Linked DNA regions of Homo sapiens: regions 1, 2, 3 and 5 are each linked to region 4. A link is an interaction called in ENCODE POLR2A ChIA-PET data of the cell type or tissue named here. Cell type or tissue: OCI-LY7. All regions are shown on one strand. Region 1 overlaps DDIAS (DNA damage induced apoptosis suppressor). Region 2 has its middle 58 kb from the start of DDIAS. Region 3 overlaps RAB30 (RAB30, member RAS oncogene family). Region 4 overlaps RAB30 (RAB30, member RAS oncogene family). Region 5 has its middle 68 kb from the start of DDIAS.

Region 1 (5,000 bases), 130 kb before region 4:
TAATTTTTATGTATTTTTAGTAGAGACAGGGTTTTACCGTGTTAGCTAGGATGGTCTCAATCTCCTGACCTGGTGACCCACCCGCCTCGGCCTCCCAAAGTGCTGGGATTACAGGTGTGAACCACCGCGCCCGGCCTTTTCGTCCTCTCTTTCATGCACAGTTCTCCTTTAGTTTTCCATCAATTTGGTATGTATTTCTATCAACTTGGGGCTGTTTAATTTAAATCAGTAACGCTAACTATTCTGACTAGAGAAATTTAAAATAAGTTGATCTGAAAGAGTTTAAGAAGAATTTGAGTTGTGTAGGAGCATTTATACACAAAATGTTATTTTAAATTTTTACTGTTCTGGATTTTTCATCATATGAAAAACATTTAATGAACATCTCCACACTTTTTTCCACCACTTTTCTAGGTCTAATTGTCCAAAATGTGGCTCTACTGGTGAATCTGGAAATGCCAATTACAGATACAAACTTTCCTTAAAAGTTGCAGAATCAAACAAATTGTTTGTTATTACTGTATTTGGAAGTTGCTTAGATACATTTTTTGGTCTTACTGCCACTGGTTTGCACAGGTAAGAATACTTAAAACATCCTTTTTCCTGACTGCCCTTAGAATTTGAAGATACAAGTTTATAAGGCAATATGCATTTTTGTAGAAAGATAATCATTCAACCCCAGATTGTCAATTCCTTTAAAAGACAAGCAAGTAAGAAAGATGTTTATTTCCTGAATACATATTATGATGATATTAAAACAGTCTCCTTTTATTTAGGGTAATTAATCTGTAATTAGAATATTAAGTTATAAATCTCTAATCCAAGTTACAGAAATAGAGGCTAAGAAAGTAACATCATTTCAAATTGAAGAATTATCCAAATTGAGGTTAGCATTGAAACAGTTAGGTTCCCCTGAGGCAGAAGAATCTATTTGAGGGAATATTTGCATTTCAGAAATTGAAATTTTATTTTTTATCTGTATTGCAATTTAATTTGCATAGTTTGACCTTTTACGACATTGTCCTGAGAATATAAGAATAAGCAATTAAAGCTTTTCTTGGCCGGGCGCGGTAGCTCACGCCTGTAATCCCAGCGCTTTGGGAGGCCGAGGCGGGCGGATCACAAGGTCAGGAGATGGAGACCATCCTGGCTAACACGGTGAAACCCCATCTCTACTAAAAATACAAAAAATTAGCTGGGCATGGTGGTGGGCGCCTGTAGTCCCAGCTACGCCGGGAGGCTGAGGCAGGAGAATGGCATGAACCCAGGAGGCAGAGCTTGTAGTGAGCCAAGATTGCACCACTGCACTCCAGCCTGGGAGACAGAGCGAGACTCTGTCTCAAAAAAAAAAAAAAAAGCTTTTCTTCCCCCTCAGTCTTCTGCCCTCCTCCCCTAATCACATGCAAGAAATCTATGTCCACATTTTTGTGCTTGAGACAATAAAGGGACCACAACCAGGCTTATCAGAGAAAAGGGATGACTTTTTCCTGCTTTCAAGTGAAGAGCTAGAGATGCCACCACTATTCCCACTGCCACTTTTATTTTTCCTTATAATCATTGCCGGGCCTGATGGTTAGGCAGGTAACTACTTTACTCCCACTTGATCAATTGGTTTTGTTGATTTTTCTGTGCTATGAGAAACTAGAGAGAACAAACTGCCTGGCTCTTAAAGTCACTTTTTTTCCTCTATAAAAGGTTCATGCTGCATTTTCAAATTAATTGTGTCTCTGACTTTATGGCAAGTAAAATTTCAAAGTTCATTGCTTCACATTTTTTACTTTTTTTCCAATCAAGGTACATTCAGGATCCTAATAAAATTCCAGAAACACTGGACAATGATACAACTCAGAATCTATTAACTAAAGCAGTTGAAACTTGCTTTGTTGGACAAAGCTTTATTTTTGGAGTGACGGTAATTGAGACTAGCTTTCTTTTTAATAATCTGTTAACATTTCCATTGTAATGAATTATGTGAATTTTCTAAATAGTTGTTAGGAGTTCTGTACATGTGAAGGCCTGTAGAAACACTTTAAACTATGTAAAAATAGCCTATAGGTGGTCTGTTAAAACACCATGTGTGACAACTTCCTCTTTCGAAAGTCAGGGGAGCCTACTTCAAATGCTTTCAGAGCTTAAAAATATAAATTTATTATATATTTAGAAATGTTAGATATTTGTTTTTGGTATTTAGTATTTATTTTGCCCTCCGGATTTTGTTCAAATTCTATAGTAAAACTTCCACCAATTCTCTAGCTTTTTAATTCTGTCTTCTATAAAAGAGAATAATGGAACACTGAAGGCAAAGTATCTTGAGTATTGATAAGAATACTAAAACTAGATTAAGAAAGATGGTCTTAAATATAAAAGTGACTGTAGAAGAAGTTAAAAAAAAAAGAAGTTACTCCTTTGACTTTGAAGGAGTAATAGTTTTCTGTCTCATCTATGCTAAAGGGAACAAAGAGACATTTTTTTCCACACTGGAATCAGGGTTTTAAAAGAGGACTCCACAACAGAAGAGTGAGAAAAATCCAAAGGGAAGGTAGAATCAACGGCTACAGAGCTTTACTTGTTAAAATCGTAGACAGTCCTTTTCTCTCCTCTCTTCTTTTTCCTCCTCCCCTTTTTCCCCTCCCCTCCCCTCCTCTCTTTCCTTAGCTAAAGAGAACTATGATAGTTGCCATTTATTGAGCCACTGCTATTTTCTAAGCACTGTGCAGTTTTCCATTTTATTACTAAACAGTAATCCTGCATTTTTATTTTTATTTTTATTTTATAAAGGAGAAGACTCAGGTTAAATAAATTGTCCAAAGTCTCAACACTATTAATAAATGCGGGAACTAGGATTTCTTCAAATCAGTTTAAACAAGCTCTTTACTCTAAGGTTTATATTCTCTTACATATGCTACTTTGCCTATAAAACTAACAGAATCGAAATTGGAATTGGGGGATGGAGGTAATAGTTGTATCTGTTTTAACCTTTTAAATCTGTTTATTTTATTTTATTTTTGAGACAGAATCTCACTCTGTCACCCAGGCTGGACTGCAGTACCAAGATCATGGCTCACTGCAGCCTTGACCTCCCTAGGCTCTGGTGATCTCCCACCCCAGCCTCCTGAGTAGCTGAGACTACAGGCACACGCCACCATGCCCAGCTAATTTTTGTGGGGGTATTTTTTTTAGAGGAGAGGTTTTACCATGTTGCCCAGTCTGGTCTCAAACTCTTGAGGCTCAAGTGATCTGCCTGCCTCGGCCTCTCAAAGTGCTGGGATTACAGGCATGAGCCACTGTGCCTGGCTAAATTTCTGTTTCATGTTTAAGTAAATGGAAGACAATTTTATTCTTACTTAAATTTCTTTGCTTCTTTCACAGAATTTTGAAAACCAACCTGGACAAGGTTCAGATGCCAGTAACTTCTTACAGCAATGCTCTGACCACAAAAGAAAAGCCAAAGCACTAGTGGCTTGCCAGATTGTTCTACCAGACCCAGGTATTGCAGGCTTTACTGTCATTGACTACTTCCATCAACTTTTGCAGACTTTTAATTTCAGGAAACTTCAGTGTGACTCTCAGGCACCTAACAATCACTTACTTGCTTTAGATCACTCAAATAGTGATCTCAGCAGCATATATACTTCTGACAGCACTTCTGATTTTTTCAAGTCCTGCAGCAAGGATACTTTTTCAAAATTCTGGCAGCCATCACTTGAATTCACTTGCATTGTTTCACAACTAACAGATAATGATGATTTTTCAGCTTCAGAACAAAGTAAGGCCTTTGGTACTCTTCAGCAGAACAGAAAGTCCATCTCCATTGCAGAGGCCACTGGTTCCAGTAGCTGCCATGATCCCATTCAGGATTCATGGAGCCTTGTTTCATATATGGATAAAAAGAGTACAGCAGAAAAGTTGGGTAAAGAACTTGGCTTACAAGCTAAGGAGCTGAGTGCAGTTCACAGCAGTCATCATGAAATTGGAGTTAATGACTCTAATTTATTCTCTTTGGAAATGCGAGAGCCCCTTGAGTCAAGTAATACAAAATCCTTCCACAGTGCAGTGGAAATTAAAAATAGGTCCCAGCATGAGCTACCATGTTTTCAGCATCATGGTATAGATACCCCAACTAGCCTTCAGAAGAGATCTGCATGTTGTCCACCTTCGTTACTCAGACTTGAAGAGACAGCCAGCAGTTCCCAGGATGGTGACCCTCAAATTTGGGATGATCTGCCATTCTCTGAAAGCCTGAACAAGTTTCTGGCAGTTCTTGAAAGTGAGATTGCTGTAACCCAGGCAGATGTCAGTAGTAGGAAACATCATGTAGATAATGACATTGATAAATTTCATGCAGACCACAGCAGGTTATCTGTGACTCCCCAGAGAACTACTGGAGCCCTGCATACACCACCTATAGCTTTAAGATCATCACAAGTAATAGTCAAAGCAAACTGTAGCAAAGATGACTTCCTTTTCAACTGTAAAGGAAATCTAAGTCCTAGTGTTGAAAAGGAGTCACAACCAGATAACAAAGTAGAGGCTGTCTCTGTAAATCATAATGGAAGAGATATGTCAGAATATTTTTTACCGAATCCTTACCTGTCAGCTCTGTCTTCATCTTCAAAAGATTTAGAAACAATAGTTACTCTTAAGAAGACTATCAGAATCTCACCACACAGGGAGAGTGACCATTCTAGTCTAAATAACAAATATTTGAATGGATGTGGAGAAATATCAGTTTCAGAAATGAATGAAAAGTTGACAACTCTGTGTTATAGGAAGTATAATGATGTCTCTGATCTTTGCAAATTAGAAAATAAACAATATTGTAGGTGGTCCAAGAACCAAGATGACAGTTTTACAATTTGCAGGAAACTTACATATCCTTTAGAAACTCTTTGCAATAGTCCAAATAGAAGTACAAATACATTGAAAGAAATGCCTTGGGGACATATCAATAACAACGTAACACAGAGCTATTCTATTGGTTATGAAGGTAGCTATGATGC
Region 2 (5,000 bases), 100 kb before region 4:
TCTGTTAAAATTTGAGCTTTCTGTTGTCTCTTCTCTAGCCACCCAAGATGCTAAAACAAAATAAGACCAAGGGGAAGAAGATGGCTGGGGCCCCTGCTGTCATGAAGAAGCAAGAAGCCAAGAAAGTGGTGAATCTCCCCTGTTTGAGAAAAGGCCTAAGAATTTTAGCACTGGACAGGACATCCACCCCAAAGGGATCTCACTCACTTTGTCAAATGGCCTCATTATATTAGGTTGCAGCAGCAAAGAACTATCCTCTGTAGGTCACTGGAAGTGCCTCTTGTGATTAACCAGTTTACCCAGGCCTTGGACCTCCTAACAGCTGCTCAGCTTCTTAAGCTGGCCCACGAGTACAGACCAGTGACAAAGCAAGAGAAGAAGCAGGAATTGTTGGCCCATGCTGACAGGAATGCTGCCAGCAATGGAGACATCCCCACTAAGAGTTCACCTGTCCTTCAAGCAGGGGTTAATACTGTCACCAACTCAATGGTGAACAAGAAGTCTCAGCTGGTGCTGACTGCACAAGATATGGATCCCATCAAGCTGGTTGTCTTCCTGCCAGCCCTGTGTTGTAAAATGGGGGTCCCTTACTGTGTTATCAAAGAGAAGGCAAGGCCGGGAAGTTTAGTCCACAGGAGGACCTGCATCATTGTCACCTTCACACAGGTTAAATGGAAAAAACAAGGAGCTTTAGCTAAACTTTGGGAGCTTCAGGATCAATTACAATGACAGATATAATGAGATCCACCATCAATGGGGAGGCAACATCCTGGGTCCAAAATCTGTGGCTTACAATGCCAAGCCAGAAAAGACAAAGGCTAAAAAACATGCCACTAAGCTTAGTTAAATGCACACTGTTGAGTTTTCTGTACAGAAAGATAATAAAAAATTCTCCTTCAGCCAAAAAGAATTCAAGCTTTCTTTTCTGACCTCTTATGCCCTACATCCCCACCCAATTGAAAGTATTTTTTTGAAAGAATGCCTTACTACTGATACAGTGTCAATTGGTGCTATGATTTGAATGTGTTTCCTCCAAAATTCAGGTGTTGCCAATGTGATAGTATTAAGAGGTGGGATCTGTAGGAGGTGATTAGGCCATGGGGTTCCTCCCTCATCAATAGAATTAAGGCACATATAAAAGAGGCTTCACGTAGCATTTAGCTAGCTTTCCAACTTGTCCTTTCATCATGTGAGGATGCAGCAAAAAGGCCCTCACCAGAAACCAGATGTGAGCACCTTGATCTTGGACTTACCAGCCTCCAGAAGTATGAGAAATGTATTTTATTTTATTTATCATAGATATAAATTACCTAGTCTCAGATTTTTTTTGTTACGGCAGCCCAAAATGGATTAAGACAATGAGAATGTAATTGGTATTAATTATGTGGAAAATAAATTGGCATTATTTATGAAAATTTTAAATTGATGTGCTCTTTTAAAAGCAGCAATCCCACTTCCAGGAATTTATCTCACAAATACACTCATATATGAGAAAGTATAAAAGAAAAATATTCCATAAAGCATTGTTTGCAATAGCAAAATAGTAAAACAAATATCTGTCAAGATACACAAATAATTTAGTATGCATAGAATATTACTGGAAGAATATAAAAAATGATTTAAAAATTAGAGATAGTGTATATAGTATTTTTATAAATACATAAGTATATTTCATAAGTTTATAATATTTTAAAAACTAGTCACCTTCAAAGCCAAATGTGGTGGAATGCACCCATAATCCCAGCTACCTGGGAGGCTGAGGCAAGAGGATCACTTGAGCTCAGGAGTTTGGAGGCTTGGGCACATAGCAAGACCCTGTCTCCAAAAAAAAAGAAAAAAAAAAACTGAGCCCAGGAGTTCAAGACTGGCCTGGACAAGATGGCAAGACCCCATCTCTACAAAAAATGAAAATGAAAATGTTAGCCAGGCACAATTGCACAAGTCTTTAATCTCAGCTACTTGAGAGGCTGAGGCAGGAGGATCCCTTGAGCCCAAGAGTTCGATATGGCAGTGAGCTATGATCATGCCACTGCACTTCTGCCTGGGTGACAAAATAAGACCTCATCTCTTAAAAAAAACAAGGCAAAACAAAAACCTGACATTTAATATTTTTCACGGTTTTGAACAATTAAAAAAACACTAATCACCTTCAGATAATGATAGAGAACCAATTTATTATGTTGATAACTGGTAAAAAGGGAAAAAAATTAAAAATTTATCTTGCTTTTCTCTCATGAATTGTACCATTGGATAACCAAATAGGTGAAGGGAAGCTCTCTTTATAAAAATATTTTAATTAATGCATTTATTAAATGGTAGAAATGGAATATTACCATTTTGTAACCCCCAACAAATAATGGATGCACTCAATGAGCGTCGATGGTTGCTAACATTCCAAAGAGAGACAAGAAGATATCTGCTTTCTGATGGAAGAAGATACCACTTCCTATAATCTTCCCAAAGGGATTAAACATGAGTATACTCCCTCTGCATCCAGCTGTCAATATGAAAAATATACAACTGACAGAACATGCAGACCTCCACCATAAATATAAAATCAGCAAAATCCAGACTGTGAGAAACTGCAGGTCAAACAGTTCACATTCTTCCACAGATTACTGTAAGGGAGAGAAAGAGATATATACTAAAATTATTTAAAATGTATATTAGTTGTTTTTTTTTTTTGAATGGGCAAGATTAAACTTAAGTGCCTTGAGATACACATTTGGGTGCATCACTTCCTTGATGACTACGAAAGTGAAAATAGCGGTTACTTTGAGGTGGAAAGAAGAGATTCTGGGGTGGCTGGCAAAGTTCTATTTCCTGACACAAATACAAGGGTGTTTATAATAGTTCCATTACATAATACACTTTTTCCGTATTCATGTTTTAGTTCATATTAAAGATGTTTAAAGATCAATTTTTTGAAAAAAAGGAATATGTGCATTATACAGAGGGAAGCAAAAGACTCTAATATGTGGAGCCTCTCCCTCTGAGCCATCTCTTAGATATTTTACATACTTGCTCATTTATTCCTTATAAGTAACCTATGAGGATTGAGGAAAATATTTTTGTAAACTTTGTAAACTGAGTTTACAGAGGTCGAGTAACTTTCTCAAGGCTAAGACCATGTCACTAATAAGTGGCAGAACCAGAGCTCTAATTTTTCCAGTACTCTGCACTGCCACTCATGAGGCTAAAGGAGAATGCTGCATGAACCCTCATCTCTCAAGCTAGACATTTCTCGGTGAAACACCTTCCTTCCTGTTGATCAATGTCTGCCACTACTTGAATAACTTAAGGTCAAGCATAGGTTAGGTATCCTGCAGTGGTTTTCTCTGATCTATCACTTGTTTTTCAGCCTAATTTGTGATGTGATTAGAGAAAGTTGCCTCCAAGGGAGAAACATAAATTCACCTGTAAAAAAAAAAAATCACACCTTTCCTCTAATAAGATCCCTTTATGTGCCAAGCCAAAGTGCATGACCACTTGGCCCTTCCGTACAGCTCCTTCACAGTCTGAAGCATTTTCTGCTAACTAGAGGCACCAGCTGTGCCAAGACAAGCTGTTTGTCCACCCCTTGCCTGCCTTGAGTGGGAAATAATAACATGACATTGTAAAACACAGGGGTGCCCAGCAGCCTTTCATTTGGTGAAAGTAACTGCAAGGGCTCAGAGCTGGGTTAATGGATACAACAGTGCCTGTAATCAGATCCAGGTGCTGTATATACTTGTTATTGATTACGACTTCAATAATTGCAAAATCAACCAACCAAAAGAATCATGAAAAAAATATTATGCAAGATGTCTAAACAGAGGCCCCAAAACCAGCAGTTGCTGGAGAAGTATTTATCACCTTTTTCAAGATCCAAGCTTAGGGTATTGTATGTTTGGCAAAATAGCTATATTTCAGCAGGGCTTAAAGAGATTACTTGTCTCAGGGCTTTCAGTTTGGCCGGTAACAGATGAAGACAGATTGATTGAAAGCATTTGAACAAATATAAACTTGAACAAGCTGAATGGACGTGATTAAGTTAATTAGGGTCGATAAATGCCATTGACAATATCTTACAACTCTTCCTTTATCTTGGAGTATTTCTTTCTTATATAACACAGGCAAGTGGATATGGTGACTCTAATATTAAACCTGTAACTGAGTAGCCATTCAGCCTAATTAACTAGACACCATCTCTCAATGGCCTGCTAGATAATTAACGTTTTATTTTATACATGTAATATTACTCATCATTTACTGTATGCCTATTATGTACCAGACACTATGGCATTTACCCTGTATTTTTTGTTTTTTTAATTTATTTAACTTTTATTTTAAGTTCAGGGGTACTTGTGCAGGTTCTTTACATAGGTAAACTTGTGTCATGGGGGGTTTTTGTACAGATTATTTTGTCACCCAGGTATTAAGCATAGTACCCATTAGTTATTTTTCCTGATCCTCTCCCTCCTCCCACCTTCCACCCCCCAATAGGCCACAGTGTGTGTTGTTCCCCTCTGTGTGTCCATGTGTTCTTATCACTTAGCTCCCACTTATAAGTGGGAACATGCCATATTTGGTTTTCTGTTCCTGCATTAGTTTGTTAAGGATAATGGCCTCCAGCTCCATCCATGTTCCTGCAAAGGACATGACACAATCTCATTCTTTTTTATTTTAAGACAGGGTCTGGCTCTGTCACCCAGGATGGAGTATAGTGGTGCAATCTCAGCTCACTGCAACCTCTGTCTCCTGGATTCAAGTCATCCTCCCACCTCAGCCTCCCAAATAGCTGAAACTACAGGCACATACCACCATGCCCAGCTAGTTGAGCTCATTCTTTTTTATGGCTGCATAGTATTCCTTGGTATACATATACCACATTTTCTTTATGCAGTCTATCATTGATGGGCATTTAGGTTGATTCCATGTCTTTGGTATTGTGAATAGTGTTGCAATGAACATATGCCTGTGTCTTCATAATAGAATGATTTATATTCCTTTGGGTGTAT
Region 3 (5,000 bases), 56 kb before region 4:
TGGTGAGTCACAAGGTGGCCTCTGTATCCTGGCTACCTAGAATTTCTCCTCTGCCAGAACACACTATGTGTCCCCAGGTTCCTGGCCATTTGGACCATGATTTGAACACACTGTGTGCTAGGAACGGTGCTAAATGTTTTCCACATGTAATCTTATTTAATCTTTTCAGTAGGCCATCAAATGGGTATTAATATTCCCATTATACAGATAAGAAAACTGAGGTTCAGAGAGATTAATTAGTTCAAAAATCAAACAGCTAATGAGTAAAAGTGCCTGGATTCAAAACCCAGGTCTTTGTGGAAAAAAATTAAGTTGGAGGTCTGTCTCACTCCTTATACTAAAATAAATTCTGGATGGATTCAAAGTTTGGATCTAAAAAACTGAAGGCATAAAAGTACTAGAAGAAAACATTATATATATACATATATATAAAACCTTAAAGTAGAGAAGGCTTTCTAAGAATTACTCAAAATCAAGGCTATAAAGTAAAAAGGCTGAGAAATTTCACTAAATGTTTCAAAAATTCTGTATGGCAAAACAATAAAAATGAAGAACTGACTGCAATATATATTATTAAGGTCTAATTGATTACATGCATAAAAAGTTCCTACAAAATGAATAAGAAAAATTCAATAACCGACTAGAAAAAATAGGCTAAGGACATGAGCAGATAATTCACAAGAAAGGAATAAAAATAGCACTTACATTTTTTTTTTTAAAAAACTGATCAATCTTACAAAAGTAAATTCAAACTATAGTAAATTTATACTTATAAATTATAATTTTAACTATATGTAGTTATAATAAGAGGCCATTCATCTCAGATTGGCCAAGTTTATCCTGTACTGGTGACACTATGGAGAAATGGGGCACTTGTATACTACTGGTGGGAGGTAAATCAATGCAACCTCTATGGAGAGCACTATTGATTTAAAGCTAAAAACGCTATTACAAACCCTCTGACCCAGCAATTGCACTTCTAGGAATCTATCACATTTATACTCACAAAGGCACATGTAGTAGGATATTTATTACAACAGTATTTGGAATAGCAATTATAAAAACAACCTAAAAGTCCATTAGCAGAAAATGGTTATATAGATTAAGGTAGCCATACAACAATGGACCACCACACAGCCTGCTATGGATATCTGCAAGATGTATTAAATGAAAGAAGCAAGGCAAAGAATGGTGTGTTTACAGTATGAAGAAAGGGCGGGGGCATATGATTCTATATCTGTATAGGCACAAGATATTTTTGGAATGACACAAAAGAAACTGGCAACAGTAGTTGCCCCTGGGGAGGCTATAATATTTAGCTCTTTCTAGGAAAGAAGATAACCTCCAACTCTTAAATTATACTCTGCCTTTTTATTCAGTCTATAGTAGTGCTTCAAAAGCAAGACAGTTTTCCTAATACAGGGAGAGAGGCCCTGTTTAAAAAAAAATCTATTTGGGGTACTCTGTTTCAATCTTTGTGTCTTTCTCTTTGCCCAGCTGCACCCCTTCATGGGACAGGGACCCCAGGAAGGAATGTCCCACCCAGACTCTGGAGTTGCTTTTCCAGTTCATTGTGTGTATCACTGCTTTCTCTAAACCATGTCTCAGCACAGTGAGTCTCTACAAGGAGGATTCATTCTTTCAGACCAACTTCCCTCAAAACCAAGTATCCACAGTATGGCAGCCAAAACCAATGGATCAAACAATAGCTTGCTTGTGTCATGAATAAAAACAAAACTCTCACACATTCTTACAGCTTAGAAATTACTCTCACTTCACTCTGACACAGAACATTTCTGAGGAAGCAGAAGGAGCTCATCTTTTTCTCCCCATTTTACAGAAATGAGATTTGAAACCAAGATAGTGACTTGCCTCAGGCCACGCAGCATGTAAGCAACAGAGCCAGAAGAGCAAACACAGGTCCCCTGACTCCAAATCAGAGCTGCTGCCAGGACAAATAAGATCTGCACATATAAATCTCCATTGGGCAAGGCCACAGACAAAACTGTCAGGGGTGGCTGGCATGAACACATGCCATGGATTGGGGGTGGAGTTAGGAGGAAGGAGCTCAGAAGCAGCCCTTAGAATACTTTTCAAGATATGCAAAAAGTAAAAATGAAAATGAAAAATAAAGCAGGCCTGAGACCTCCATAATACTATTTTCAAAAATCAAGACAATCAAATATTTTATTTTATTCTTCATATATTATGTTTGATATTTTCCTAATTCCTAGAAATACAAAACGGATTTGGGATTCCAAACATGAGAATGATTCCACAAAGCAGCATTTCATCAGCATTAACCCAAGCAAACACCTGAATTATCTTCTGGTGCTCTTTCTGCCATAGTGAGAAGCTGGCCATGGGGAGCATCCCTACACTAAGCACAGATTTGGTTTTCCACATATAGGTGAGAAGAGAAGGGAAGAGGCCACCGCTTAGGACCCACTCAGTTAACTCCCCAGGCGGGGCTAATTTGTTTCGTACCACAGCACCTGGGAGCAGGTGCTTGACAAAGAGGCTCAGATGTGCCTGGAAATACTCCTGCTTTGTTTCCTGGGGGAAGAAAAAGGATACCCTTCCCACTCATCGACCCCCTTCCAAGTTGGAGACTTCTGTCTGCAAAACATGTTTGTTAAACTGCCCTAAAAAAGGCACTTGCAGACCCAACTTGCTGTTTCTGTCTTCTGCACAAGCAGGTGGGGCTCCCTCTGTTGTCCTCCTCCAACAATAAACAATACCACTGCAAAGAGCTCTGGGCTTTGCCCCATTGCCTTCCCCCTTGTATTCTCTAAATCAGGGACCGTGTCTAATCTTTCCTCTGCAGAAGCTTCCCTGCGCCTGCTTGGCTGGACCGGAAGAACCTTCTTATCAGCTTATTCAGTCTCCTCCCACCGGGCTGAACACACAAAGCAGCCTGGCCAGGGAGCCAGAGGTCAGGGCCACGGCTCAGAACTGGGCTCAAGTCTTTCCCCTGATGGTCCTCTGCCCCGGAGATCAGAGGCCTACCAGGAACAGAGATGTCTTCTCCCTGTTGGAAGACTGTCACACTAGGCTGGACCCCTCCTTCAGCTGTTCAGATTCCCTCCTCACTGGAAGCAGGAGAAAAAGTGAGAGGGAAGCAAGTGTCCACATGCTCAGCAACCTGAATAGATGAAGACAAAAAAAGAACTCTCCCAAGTTTGTGACAGGTCCTGTGTCAAGCAAAAGAATGACTACTTGTCTAGAGCTTTACACACACCAGGCCATTATTGCATCCTTGAATCAACCCCATTGGGCAGAATTTCTTACATACTGTTACTATCAATGTTTTTACATCTATAGAGCACTTTTAGTTTCCTAAGTGTTTTCCAGTGCATTATCCTGGCAAATTCCTGTATCATGGCAAATTCTTATGCAGAAGATAGGGTACAAATTTTCCCTCAGCAGGGATGGACGCACACACATGCACACACACTCACACAGCATACCATAACCTATCTGTCACCAAGGCCTGCTTGAATACACCCCTGCTTAACCCCTGTCCCCACTGCACCAACATGGCTCAGGGACTAGTCAGCTCTCCCCCACCCAGCCTACTGTGGACTTCTAACCAGGCTCCCTGCAGCCAGTCTACGAAGTGTTTTCCCAAAAGTGCCAACTAATTATCAGCCTTGAGGATGCAGTTCAACTCCTTAGGTAGGATGGTGTAACAAGGCTCTTCATAATCTGGCCCAAATTCACCTCTCTTCAATTCCCATATACGTTAGACTCCATCACATAACAATGAACCCTGAGCTCCTTAAAGTTGAATTCAACAAGTATTTATTAAAGAAATGGCCAAAAAGCGGGAAACCTTTTTTTTTTTTTTGAGCAGAGTTTCTCATCACCCAGGCTGAAGTACAATGGTGAGATCCCAGCTCACTGCAACCTCCACACCCCAGGTTCAAGCAATTCTGTCTCAGCCTCCCAAGTAGCTGGGATTACAGGCACCCGCCACCATGCCTGGCTAATTTTCATATTTTTAGTAGAGACTGGGTTTCACCATGTTCGCCAGGCTGTTCTCAAACTTCTGACCTCAGGCAATCCGCCCGCCTCGGCCTCCCAAAGTGCTGGAATTACAGGCGTGAGCCACCGCGCCCGGCCAAAAACGGGGAAATTTTTAAGCCAAAATAAGTAGTCTCTTTCAAAGAGTTCCAGATTTCAAAAAGTCTATGAAATCAAGAATTCTGTAACCATGCTGCAGGGTACAGTTTGAGAGCTGGGTGGAAGATGTGGATGTGTAAAATTTAGCAACAGATGGAACCTGAGGGAAATCCTAAAGAAAATATAAATTCTGGGATTTTAATCCCAGGAACAACATGCCCAGGGAGCCAAAAACACCAAAAATAAATAAAATAAAATAAAATAAAATAAAAACAAATAACAAAAGACCAGAGAGGTCCAAACTTATTTCAAGATAAACAGATAAATAAATGGCCACTGGTGTTAACCTACTGAAGGCAGGAATGGCATCCAAACATTAACAGGTGAAGTAGAAAGAGGCACAACTTTCCTCAATAGCAACTTTTCAATACTCATCAAAAGCCTTTCAATACTCATCAAAAGCCTTCACAAGGTCCACACACTTCAACCCAGCAAGAGGAAAATTCTGCTTCTGGGAATTTTCCTACAGAATGCTTCCTAAATGTGCACAAAGATTTACCTATTTACTTACTTTTACTTTCTGTAGAGATGTGGTCTCACTATGTTGTCCAGGCTGGTCTTGAACTCCTGCCCTCAAGTGATCCTCCTGCCTTGGACTTTCAAAGTGCTGGGATTACAGGTGTGGGCCACCACATCTGGCTAAGATGACCCCCAAGATGGAGGGAGAAGTAAAACCTCTATATACCAATAGAGAAGGGCTAACAGAGAAGCCACATGATACAGCATTATGAAATAAATACTTGGACTGGGCGTGGTGGCTTGTGCCTGTTATCCCAGTGCTTTGGGAGGGCAAGAAGGAAGGATCGCTTGAGGCC
Region 4 (5,000 bases):
GCCTCAGACTGAGAGTTCCACTGTCAGCTTCCCCAGTTCCAAGGACTTTCAACTTGGACTGCACTAAGCTACCAGCATCCCAGGGTCTCCAGCTCATAGACAGCCTGTCATGGGACTTCTCAACCTCCATAATCACACGAGCCTATCGCCCTAACAAATCTCTTCCCACCTCTCTCTCTCTCTCTCTCTTTCTCCCTCTCTCTCTGTCTATCCATCCATCAATCCATCCATCCATCCTATTGGTTCTGTCTCTGGAGAACACTGACTAATACAGGTAATATGCTACATTAAAGGAAACTAAAGAACACAACTGTATTGGGTAAGTAGTCTTGATAAGATTCTGGATCAGAAAAATTTTTTAAAAGTTATAAAGGACATTGGAACGACTGAGGAAATCAGAAAAATATGATTGTTTCCATGTAATGGTATTGTGATTACATGGGAGAATGTCCTTGTTCTTAGGGGATATATGCTTAAGGGCCTAGAGACAAAGCATGGCGATATCTGCAACTTACTTTCAAGTGGTTTAGAAAAAGTATCTGTGTGTGTGCACACGTGTGTGTGTATGTGTGTAAAGACAAAAGCAAATTAATCCAGATAAAAGGTACATGGAATGTTTTTCGTTTGTTTTTTGTTTTTTTAGGTGGGATTTTTTTCTTTCTTTTCTTTTTTTTTTTTTTTTTTTTTTTAAAGATGGGGTCTTACAACGTTGCCCAGGCTGCTCTTGAATTCCTGGGCTCAAGCATTCTTCCTGTTCCTGAGTAGCTGGGACTACCAGTGTGCACCACAGTGCCTGGCTTCACTGTACTATTTTTGCAATTGCTCTAAAGGTTTGAAAGGTTTCGAATTAAGTTGGAAAAAGAATCAAATAAAACATAAACCACCTGGCACCCAGTAGATGCTATGACAGTTCACATTATGGCTCCAGTGAACAAAAGGTCTACAGAAAACTCTTCCCCCGTGCCTGAAAATAACATGAACCATATGAAAGTAAATGCCACCAGACGGTCCTGGCTTCATGAAGCTTATATTTTCAATCAGAAGGCAAGGCAAGAACAGGAAGCAGCTACAGAAACAGTATAGTTTTGGTTTCAGAAAGCCTACCTAGGGTCTATATCTGCATTTTTCAGAGTGGGAGGGGAGGGCTAGGTCATGTCGAAAAACAAAACAAGTTTACTTAACCTTACTGAAAATTGGTTCCTCATTTGTATGTAAAAAATTGAGCTAAATTCTACTGCCTAGAATTGAGATAATAAGACAGCATCCACAATACAACTTTGTAGAGCATCTTTTATTGAAGACTCTCATTAAAAGATATTAGTTTCCTACAATTAAAGTGGTGAACAAGGAAAGCACTCAGATGGTTCCACCTTTGTTTTTTTATCAGAATACCCAGCACAGGACCTTGCATTTAGCACACAAACACTGGCTGAAGAAGGAACAATTAGACAACATGAGACAGAATTCCTTTCAAAAAGTCATTCAGCCTACAAAGGCCACTGGAGTTAAAGGAAAGACTAGTATGAACTTGCTCAGTTTGAGAGTTTGAGACATGAACCCTTTGACAACAGAATATATTTATGTGCACATAAATTTGCCAAAGTCCTTTTATACACAACATCTCCTTTGAGCCCCACAATAATCCCCATTTTATAGATAAAGAAACTGAGGCTCAGCCAGGCATGGTGGCTCACACCTGTAATCCCAGCACTTTGAGAGGCTGAAGTGGGCGGATCGCCTGAGGTCAGGAGTTTGAGACCAGCCTGGCCAACAAGGCGGAACCCCATCTCTACTAAAAATACAAAAAAATTAGCCAGGCATGGTGGTGGGCACCTGTAATCCCAGCTGCTCGGTAGGCTGAGGCAAGAGAATCGCTTGAACCCAGGAGTTGGAGGTTGCAGTGAGCCAAGATTGCGCCACTGCACTCCAGCCTGGGTGACAGAGTGGGACTCCGTCTCAAAAAAAAAAAAAAAAAAGATAAGTTGTCCACGTAGCAAACAGCTCAAATTTTTTGTTTGCTTCACCCAGCCACAGTGGCTAAAGAGTGAAAATAATTCATGGCTGCGATCCTCACAATCTCTTCCCCAGGGTTCCTGTTAGGGCAAAGTGACTCACTGATGGCCACTCCTAAGCTCACACCTGCTTCTCTAAAGAAAAATGCCAAAAATCTGCCCTTTGATTGCTTCTACTGAAATTCAGAAAAATGAACACTCGGGCCTTTTAACCACCTGCTTCAGATATTTTAAAAGTGGAGCTTAAATTCTCTTTGCAATGTGGTTGCATGACTGAGATGTAGAGGAAGTGAGCAGAAGATATTTTCATTTCAAGGTTGATGACGTCCACATTTTAGTGAAGTTAACTAACCGTAACTAGAAAATAAAATTTTTCTGCAGAATTCTCTGGGGAAAACTCTTGACTGCTTTATTGTTTCAGTTCACTTTTTAAACACTGTACTGTGTTGCAGGCAGGGATAAAGTATTTCTCTCTTCCAGGGATTTCTACATTATTTACACATCAACTTTTATTACCACCATCACAAAAACCAGCAGGAACTCCGTAGTTCAATTTTTGCCCCCGTTCTGTTCACCCTTCGCAACTAGCTTCCCTTAGTAAAAGAGTTCAGCCCAAGTGGCTAATGGACTTGGCAAAGGTATGTAGAGTTAGCCCTCTCAACATTGCTGACAAGAATTTAAATCAGGGGGCAATGCTAGTGCCCTTGGACTCAGCATTTCTGCCCCCTGAAAGATATCTTACAGAAATATTCCCACAAATTCATAATAAAATGAGGTACTCAAAGGCTCACTGTAGCACAGTTCCCAACAACCATTAAAACAGGTAAGTTGGAGCAATATGCAAATACATGGGGGAAATGCCCAAAATATATTAAGTAAAAGAGAACAAGCAGAATTACATGTGCTATAATAATATTGCTAGTACACATATGGGGAAAAATGACAGAAGAATACACATCAAAATCTAACAGTTGATTATCTTTGTGGGTAGAATTAAAGAGGACTTTCCCTATACAGTCCATGTGTTTTTCTGTAATGAATTTTAATTAATCTTATGTTATTTCTTTCTTTTCTTTTTTTAAGACAAGGTCTCATGATCAGGGCTCACTGCAGCCTTGACCTCTGGGGCTTAAGGGATCCTCCTGCCTCAGCCGCACCCTTCCCCATAGCTGGGACACAGGTGTGCGCCACCACACCCAGCTAAAAAATACAAAAATATCTTCATATTTTTTGTAGAGACAGAGTTTCACCATGTTGCCCAGGCTGGTCTCAAAGTCCTGGACTCAAGCAATTCACCTGTCTCAGCCTCCCAAAGTGTTGGGATTACAAGCATAAGCCACTGCGCCCAGCCAATCTTATGTCAATTCTAGAATCAAAAAACAAATTTGAGATATATATTTAGGTACCTTTTCCCTTCGATTTGGGAACAGCTAATGTTCCTCCTGCATTGCTCCCTCTAGTAATGTCACACATAGAGTGCCAGCTGTAGAAGTTTCCAGTCACAGAATACAGGATTGTATTTAGAAAGGATATAAAACAACACTTACAATGTCCCAAAAAGTGGTATCCCAGCCCATAGGCTGATTAAATACTTGAAATGACCAGGAAAATCACTACCTCCTGAAGCAGCCCTTGATGTGTTCTAGCTTTGCTATGACATTCCTGAAGACATTCAGGAACGCCAGCTGATCATATACCAATATCTACAACGTGTCAGGTTAAACAAATGGAATCATTATCACATCCAAGAAAACTAACATTGTTACTGATTATCTAATATGTAGCTCCCATTCAAATTTCCCCGATTATCCTGAAAATGTCTTTTGTAGCTTTTTTTTTTAAGTCCAGGATCCAATCTAGGATTACATGTTCCATTTGGTTGTCATATCTCTTTAGTCTCCCTTAATATAGATTGTCGTCCCTCATACCTTCCATTTTTGTTGTCTTTCATGCGTGACATTTTTGAAGATCATAAGCCAGTTATTTTGCAGTATGTCCCACAATCTGGATTTGTCTGATTATTTATTTATGGTTAGATTTTTTTTTTCTTTTAATAGAGACAAGAGCTGGGCACAGTGGCTCACACTTTGGGAGGCTAAAATGGGAGGACCACTTGAGCCCAGGAGTTCAAGACTAGCCTGGGCAACATAGTGACAGTTTGTCTCTACAAAAAAAAAATTTAATTTAGTCAGGCATGGTGGTGCACACCTGTGGTCCCCACTGCTCAGGAGTCTGAGATGGGAGGATCCCTTGAGCCTAGGAGGTAGAGGTTGCAGTGAGCTGTGATCACACCACTGCACTCTAGCCTAGGCAACAGAGTGAGGCTCTGGAAAGAAAGAGAGAAAGGAAAGAGAGAAAAGGAAAGGAATGGAAAGGAAAGGAAAGGAGAAGACAGAGTCTCCCTATGTTGCCCAGGGTGGTCTTGAACTCCTGGGCTCAAGTAATCTTCCTGCCGTGGCCTCCCAAAGTGCTAGGATTCCAGATGTGAGCTACTATGCCCAGCCCCATGGTTAGATTTAAGTTAAGCATTTCTGGCAAAAATTCTACATCAGTGATGTTGTGTACTTCCCATTGAATCAGGTTGTGTAGTTACACTAAATTATCTTTTTCCTCATTTTGTCACTGTGGATACTAAACAAGCACCACCCAATAAATAAAATGTTTAAAAGGATAAATAATGTTAAAAACAGCTACCATGAGCACCAGCTATACCAAGCATAGTGTCAGACATTTAAAACACATGATCTCATCATGTGAACCTCCCAACAACCTTACAAAGAAACAGAGGCTCAAAGAGATTAAGTAATTTGCTCAAGGACACACGCGTATGATACAAAAATATGTGCATGTACGTATGAACTCCAGCACATAAATATGTATACGTATACAATTTAACATGATCTCAAAGGTTCATGGTCTTCCTGAGGACCTTTCAGGCATGAATTAAGAACTGCTACGTTAGGCTAATCTTGAGGAGGCCTACGTAGT
Region 5 (5,000 bases), 93 kb before region 4:
GGTTGGGTGTTTGTTTTTGTGTTTGCGTTGCACAATTTTCTAAAGCCAAATAATTCTGCTCATAATGGCCCATCGATTAGTAAAACAGCTGTCAGTGTCCAAATTATTAGCATTATCTTACAAAAAAAAAATAAACCCAGACCTGGCACGGTGGCTCAGGTCTGTAATTCCAGCACTTTGGGAGACTGAGGTAGCAGAATTGCTTGAGCATAAGAGTTCAGGGCTGCAGTGAGCTGTGATTGTGCCACTGCACTCCAGCCTGGGCAACAGAAAGACATCCTGTCTCTAAAAAAAATAAATAAATAGACCTATAGGTTCTATATTTTTTAAAAAAATACAGAATCCATGCTTGAGGATATCAAAGATATATTTAAAACTTTTCAGATACAATAACGATATTATGGTTGTTTTTAAAACTCTTGTCCTTTAATGATACATACTGGAATATTTCTGGATGAAGTTGTATGATGAGCCAGGTGCAGGCGCTCATATTTGTAATCCCAGCACTTTTGGAGGCCAAGGTGGGAGGACTGCTTGAGGCCAGGAGTTCAAGACCAGCCTGGGCAATAAAGCAAGACCCCCATCTCTAAAAAAAAGTTATTAAATTAAATTGAAATTTAAAAATTAAGAAAAAAATTGTATGATGTATGGGCCTTGCTTCAAAATAATACAGAATGGAGAAAATGGGGGGAATATAGATAAAATAAAATTGACCATGAGTTGATAATTATTGCAATTATTGACCGTGAGTTGATAATTGTTGCAATTATTGACCATGAATTGATAATTATGTGTACATAAAGTATCATTACACTATTTTGCTTTTATCTATGTTGACATTTTCTATAATATAATACAAAGTTAAATAAGATATAGCCAGAATCAAGAGCACTTCCCACAATCTCCAAACTTACTCCTATGGTACAAGTCACCTTTTCTCACCTGCAGTTTACCAGTAGTCTCCCTAGATGGTTTCATTTCTTCTGCCTTTGCCCCTTTATAATCTATTCTACAGGGCAGCAGAGTGACCATGTTAAAATATAAATCCAAATTGCTCCTCTACTCAAAACCCTCCAAGGGCTGCCATTTTACTCTAGGTGAAAACCAAAGTCCTTGCAATGGCCTCCAAGGTGCTGTGATCTATGCCAGTATCCCCCTCAAATCTCATCTATCCTTGCCCCATTCATTGATTTTGTTTCACCCATACCAGAATCCCTGATGCTCCTAGAGAACCAGGAATTCTTTTGCCTTAATGTCTGTGCACATTCTGTTCCCTCTGCCTAGAACATGTTTCATCAAGATTTGTATACTGTTCCCTTCCTCACTTCTTTCAGGTCTATTTTCAAATGACACATTATCAATGAAGCCTTCCCTTGACCACCATACATAAATTAGCAACACTCCACCATCATGACCTTTCCCTGGTTTGTTTTTTCTTTCTCACCCTCACTCAGGCTGGAGTGCCATGGCACAATCACTGCTCACTGCAGCCTTGACCTCCTCCTCAAGTGATCCTTCCACCTCAGCCTCCTGAGTAGCTGGGACTACAGGCATGCACCAGCATGCCAGCTAATTTTTTGTATTTTGTAGAGAAGGGATTTCGCCATATTGACCAGGCTGGTCTTGAACTCCTGGGCCCAAGCAATCTGCCCACCTTGGCCTCCAAAAGTGCTGGGATTACAGGTGTGAGCCACCATGCCTGGCCTTATTTTCTTCATAGTCATTATCACCACTTGATGTACTATACATTTCTTTATTTTCTACCCCTTCCATGCTATGATGCAAATTCCACAAAAGTACCTTTTTTTTATTTTGTTCACTGCTATAGTTCCAGTCACTAGAACACTACCTGGCGCATAATAATAGGTAACTGGCAAATAAATGAAGACAAGCATTGAGATCCTCATTTAACAAATGAGAAAACCGAGGTGAAAACAGGTTAAGTAACTTGTCCAAAATAATATAGGTACTTTGGCCTAAAGCCTTTGTACTCTTCATTCCCTTTGCTCAGAATATTTCCATGTTCAAAGCAGTGTCTTAATCTTTGCCTTGCCTCAAAATCTGTATGCATTGTACTTCAGGAGCTGAAAGTACTTCACAGGGTTACGATGAAGATTAAATATAAATATGAGCATCAGTAAACTTTGTAGAATGTCAGGCCTCATACAGTTTTTAATTCTTGTGGGTTCATCTCTAAGATCAAAGTCAGAAACACTGTTTCTCCAAGCTTATTTTGATCTAGATGTGAAAATGTAACCATTCTATGGCCCGAATAAATTCCAGGCATGAAAATACAGATAAGATGTCTTATATTATTAACATGTGTTTCTTGCAAGTAATGGAAATAAGATATTTCAGTTCCTGAAATGTACTACAGGTCTTGAACTATTCAGATGTGAGCACCTGGCCGAAAGTACACCCATGTGATTATGGTTTAACTATAGCTCGAGGTTTCATCTCTCAGTTGCAGATGCGTTTTGAGGTATATAGATAGCATATATCAATTATAGTCTGCCAGGTAGCAGACATGGAATAACTGAGTCAATTAGTAATAGTGATCCTCAATGTTTTTCAAAATACTGATTTCCAGTTTGCCAAAGAATTGTGTATCTGTAGTATTACACTGCCCATGTGAGAAGCACAATGATCTAAACATTTTGATATTTTAGGAATAAACTGTATTTATGCTTTTTTTCAGTGATCTGTAATGATTTTTATATGAATGAGCATTTTAAAATTATATGCAAGTTTGCAATTTGTCCCATTTAACTAGTGGAAAAACCAATGTGCAAGGCAAACTAACTTGTCCAAATTCCCTTAGTGGTTAAAACAAAGCAGAATGAAAAAACTTAAAGTGGCATTTGCCTGCCAGTCTTTGCTGCTATGACTTACAAGATCATATTGAGAGGTGACAGCATGCTGGCAGCCCGCGCAGCGTCGCTCGCTCTCGGTGCCTCCTCGGCCTCGCCGTCCATTCTGGCCGCGCTTGAGGAGCCCTTCAGCCCGCCGCTGCACCATGGGAGCCCTTCTCTGGGCTGGCCGAGGCCGGAGCCGGCTCCCTGGGCTTGCGGGGAGGTGTGGAGGGAGAGGGACAGGCGGGAACCGGGGCTGCACGCGGCGCTTGCGTGCCAGCTAGAGTTCCGGGTGGGCGTGGACTTGGCGGGCCCCGCACTGGGAGCGGCCCGCCGGCCCTGCCGGCCCGTGCAGTAAGGGGTTTAGCACCCGGGCCAGCAGCTGCGGAGGGTGCGCCGGGTCCCCCAGCAGTGCTGGCCCACCGGCGCTGCGCTCGATTTTTCGCCGGGCCTTAGCTGCCTCCCCGCGGGGTAGGGCTCGGGAGCGGCAGCCCGCCATGCCTGAGTCTCCCCCTCACCACCGTGGGCTCCTGCGCGGCCTGAGCCTCCCTTACCAGCGCCGCCCCATGCTCCAAGGCGCCCGGTCCCATCGACCGCCCAAGGGCTGAGGAGTCCGGGCAGGCTCACGGCGCGGGACTGTAAGGCAGCTCCACCTGCGCCCCGGTGGCAGATCCACTGGGTGAAGCCAGCTGGGCTCCTGAGTCTAGTGGGGACCTGAGTCTAGAACCTTTATGCCTAGCTGGGGGATAGTAAACACACCAATCAGCACCGTGTGTCTAGCTCAGGTTTGTGGATGCACCAAACAGCACTCTGTATCTAGCTAATCTGGTGGGGACTTGGAGAACCTTTATGTCTAGCTAAGGGATTGTAAATGCACCCATCAGCACTGTGTCTAGCTCAAGGTTTGTAAATGCACCAATCAGTGCTCTGTGTCTAGCTGATCTGGTGGGGACTTGGAGAACCTTTAAGTCTAGATAAGGGATTGTGAATATACCAATTGGCACTCTGCATCTAGCTAATCTAGTGGGGACCTGGAGAACTTTTGTGTCCAGCTCAGGGATTGTAAACGCACCAATCAGCACCCTGTCAAAATGGACCAATCAGCTCTCTGTAAAACAGACCAGTCGGCTCTCTGTAAAATGGACCAATCAGCAGGATGTGGGTGGGGCCAGATGAGAGAATAAAAGCAGGCTGCCGGAGCCAGCAGTGGCAAGCTGCTGAGGTTACCTTCCACACTGTGTAGGTTTTATTCTTTGGCTCTTTGCAATAAATCTTGCTGCTGCTCGCTTTTTTTGGTCCACACTGCTTTTATGAGCTGTAACACTCACCTCAAAGGTCTGCAGCTTCACTCCTGAGCCAGCTAGACCACAAACCCACCAGAAGGAACAAACTCCGGACACGGCGCCTTTAAGAACTGTAGCACTCACCGCAAGCCTCCGTGGTTTCATTCTTGAAGTCAGTAAGACCAAGAACCCACCAATTCTGGACACAATATGAGAATGATATAAAATTGCAAGTATCTGGCTGTTTTTGACTTATAAGAATGCCAATTCCATGTGGTTCAAACTAATATTAATAATGGAACAGGTAAAAACCATGACACGTGTGAATTTAGAAAAGAAATTTCTGCAAACACATTCTTTTAGTGAAGGTGCTAAAATAGCAAAATTAAGAGCCTCCTACCAACTGCAGATAAGCTGACATAGGACAATAACAAAATTATAGCAGATGATTTTCAAAGCCCAATACTTTATAAATACCAAATAATAGTGGCAGAAAGGGTTACAGTTTGCCTATGTTCAATTAACTAAAGAACACTATGCCAGAGAGCCCAAGGTCAAAGGTTTGACCCCTTTGTCATCCTGTTAACTCTATCATGTTTCATGACCTACTGTACTCTTAGTCCAGGACATTCATCTCTGAAATGCACGCCCAAGGCAGAGGGTGAGAGGTAAGGATTGGAGTGGAAATGAATTTCAAGAAAAGGTACAAATCTATGACTTTTGCAGTGGAGATGGGGGCATCTAAAAGGCAGACTCTTGTGCCTGCCCTATGGTACATGTTCAATAAGTGGTGAATAAATGGATGGGTGAAGGAGTGAATGTCCTGCTAGTGATGAGTAATCTCATTACTAATTTTGTAGAAAAT

The links. ChIA-PET counts read pairs that join two places held together with the same protein. Peaks named below come from ENCODE experiments on the same cell type or tissue, not always from the same donor. Only the 100,000 strongest peaks of a DNase experiment are listed, where the experiment ranks them.
Region 1: POLR2A ChIA-PET joins it to region 4 with 10 read pairs; 12 of 35 experiments call an interaction of 5 or more read pairs at or near these places.
Region 2: POLR2A ChIA-PET joins it to region 4 with 11 read pairs; 15 of 35 experiments call an interaction of 5 or more read pairs at or near these places.
Region 3: POLR2A ChIA-PET joins it to region 4 with 12 read pairs; 15 of 35 experiments call an interaction of 5 or more read pairs at or near these places.
Region 5: POLR2A ChIA-PET joins it to region 4 with 11 read pairs; 16 of 35 experiments call an interaction of 5 or more read pairs at or near these places.

The regions. Positions count from the first base shown.
Region 1 is chr11:82,928,363-82,933,362 of GRCh38, forward strand. DDIAS (DNA damage induced apoptosis suppressor) reads left to right here. Exons shown (of 6, transcript NM_145018.4): 4 at 415-576; 5 at 1,795-1,912; 6 at 3,370-5,000. Among named protein-coding and RNA genes, the nearest start is that of DDIAS, 29 kb to the left of the region's middle. In OCI-LY7, no CTCF peak of the experiment used is centred here; a DNase peak (open chromatin) is centred at 2,079; H3K4me3 peaks cover 1,861 bases; H3K27ac peaks cover 4,742 bases.
Region 2 is chr11:82,957,376-82,962,375 of GRCh38, forward strand. It overlaps the pseudogene RPL7AP54. Among named protein-coding and RNA genes, the nearest start is that of DDIAS, 58 kb to the left of the region's middle. RefSeq lists an enhancer at 3,344-3,503. In OCI-LY7, no CTCF peak of the experiment used is centred here; DNase peaks (open chromatin) are centred at 2,786, 3,236 and 3,556; H3K4me3 peaks cover 1,469 bases; H3K27ac peaks cover 3,756 bases.
Region 3 is chr11:83,005,241-83,010,240 of GRCh38, forward strand. All of the region lies in intron 1 of RAB30 (RAB30, member RAS oncogene family), which reads right to left. Among named protein-coding and RNA genes, the nearest start is that of SNORA70E, 34 kb to the right of the region's middle. RefSeq lists an enhancer at 2,627-2,686. In OCI-LY7, CTCF peaks have their summits at 2,731 (motif pointing left) and 2,934; DNase peaks (open chromatin) are centred at 1,871 and 2,851; H3K27ac peaks cover 951 bases.
Region 4 is chr11:83,061,045-83,066,044 of GRCh38, forward strand. The region is part of intron 1 of RAB30 (RAB30, member RAS oncogene family); the gene reads right to left. Among named protein-coding and RNA genes, the nearest start is that of RAB30, 8.4 kb to the right of the region's middle. In OCI-LY7, no CTCF peak of the experiment used is centred here; DNase peaks (open chromatin) are centred at 1,027, 1,715, 2,327 and 3,167; H3K4me3 peaks cover 4,743 bases; H3K27ac peaks cover 5,000 bases.
Region 5 is chr11:82,967,590-82,972,589 of GRCh38, forward strand. No RefSeq gene overlaps it. Among named protein-coding and RNA genes, the nearest start is that of DDIAS, 68 kb to the left of the region's middle. RefSeq lists enhancers at 4,091-4,170, 4,231-4,320. In OCI-LY7, no CTCF peak of the experiment used is centred here; DNase peaks (open chromatin) are centred at 2,402 and 2,862; H3K4me3 peaks cover 1,656 bases; H3K27ac peaks cover 5,000 bases.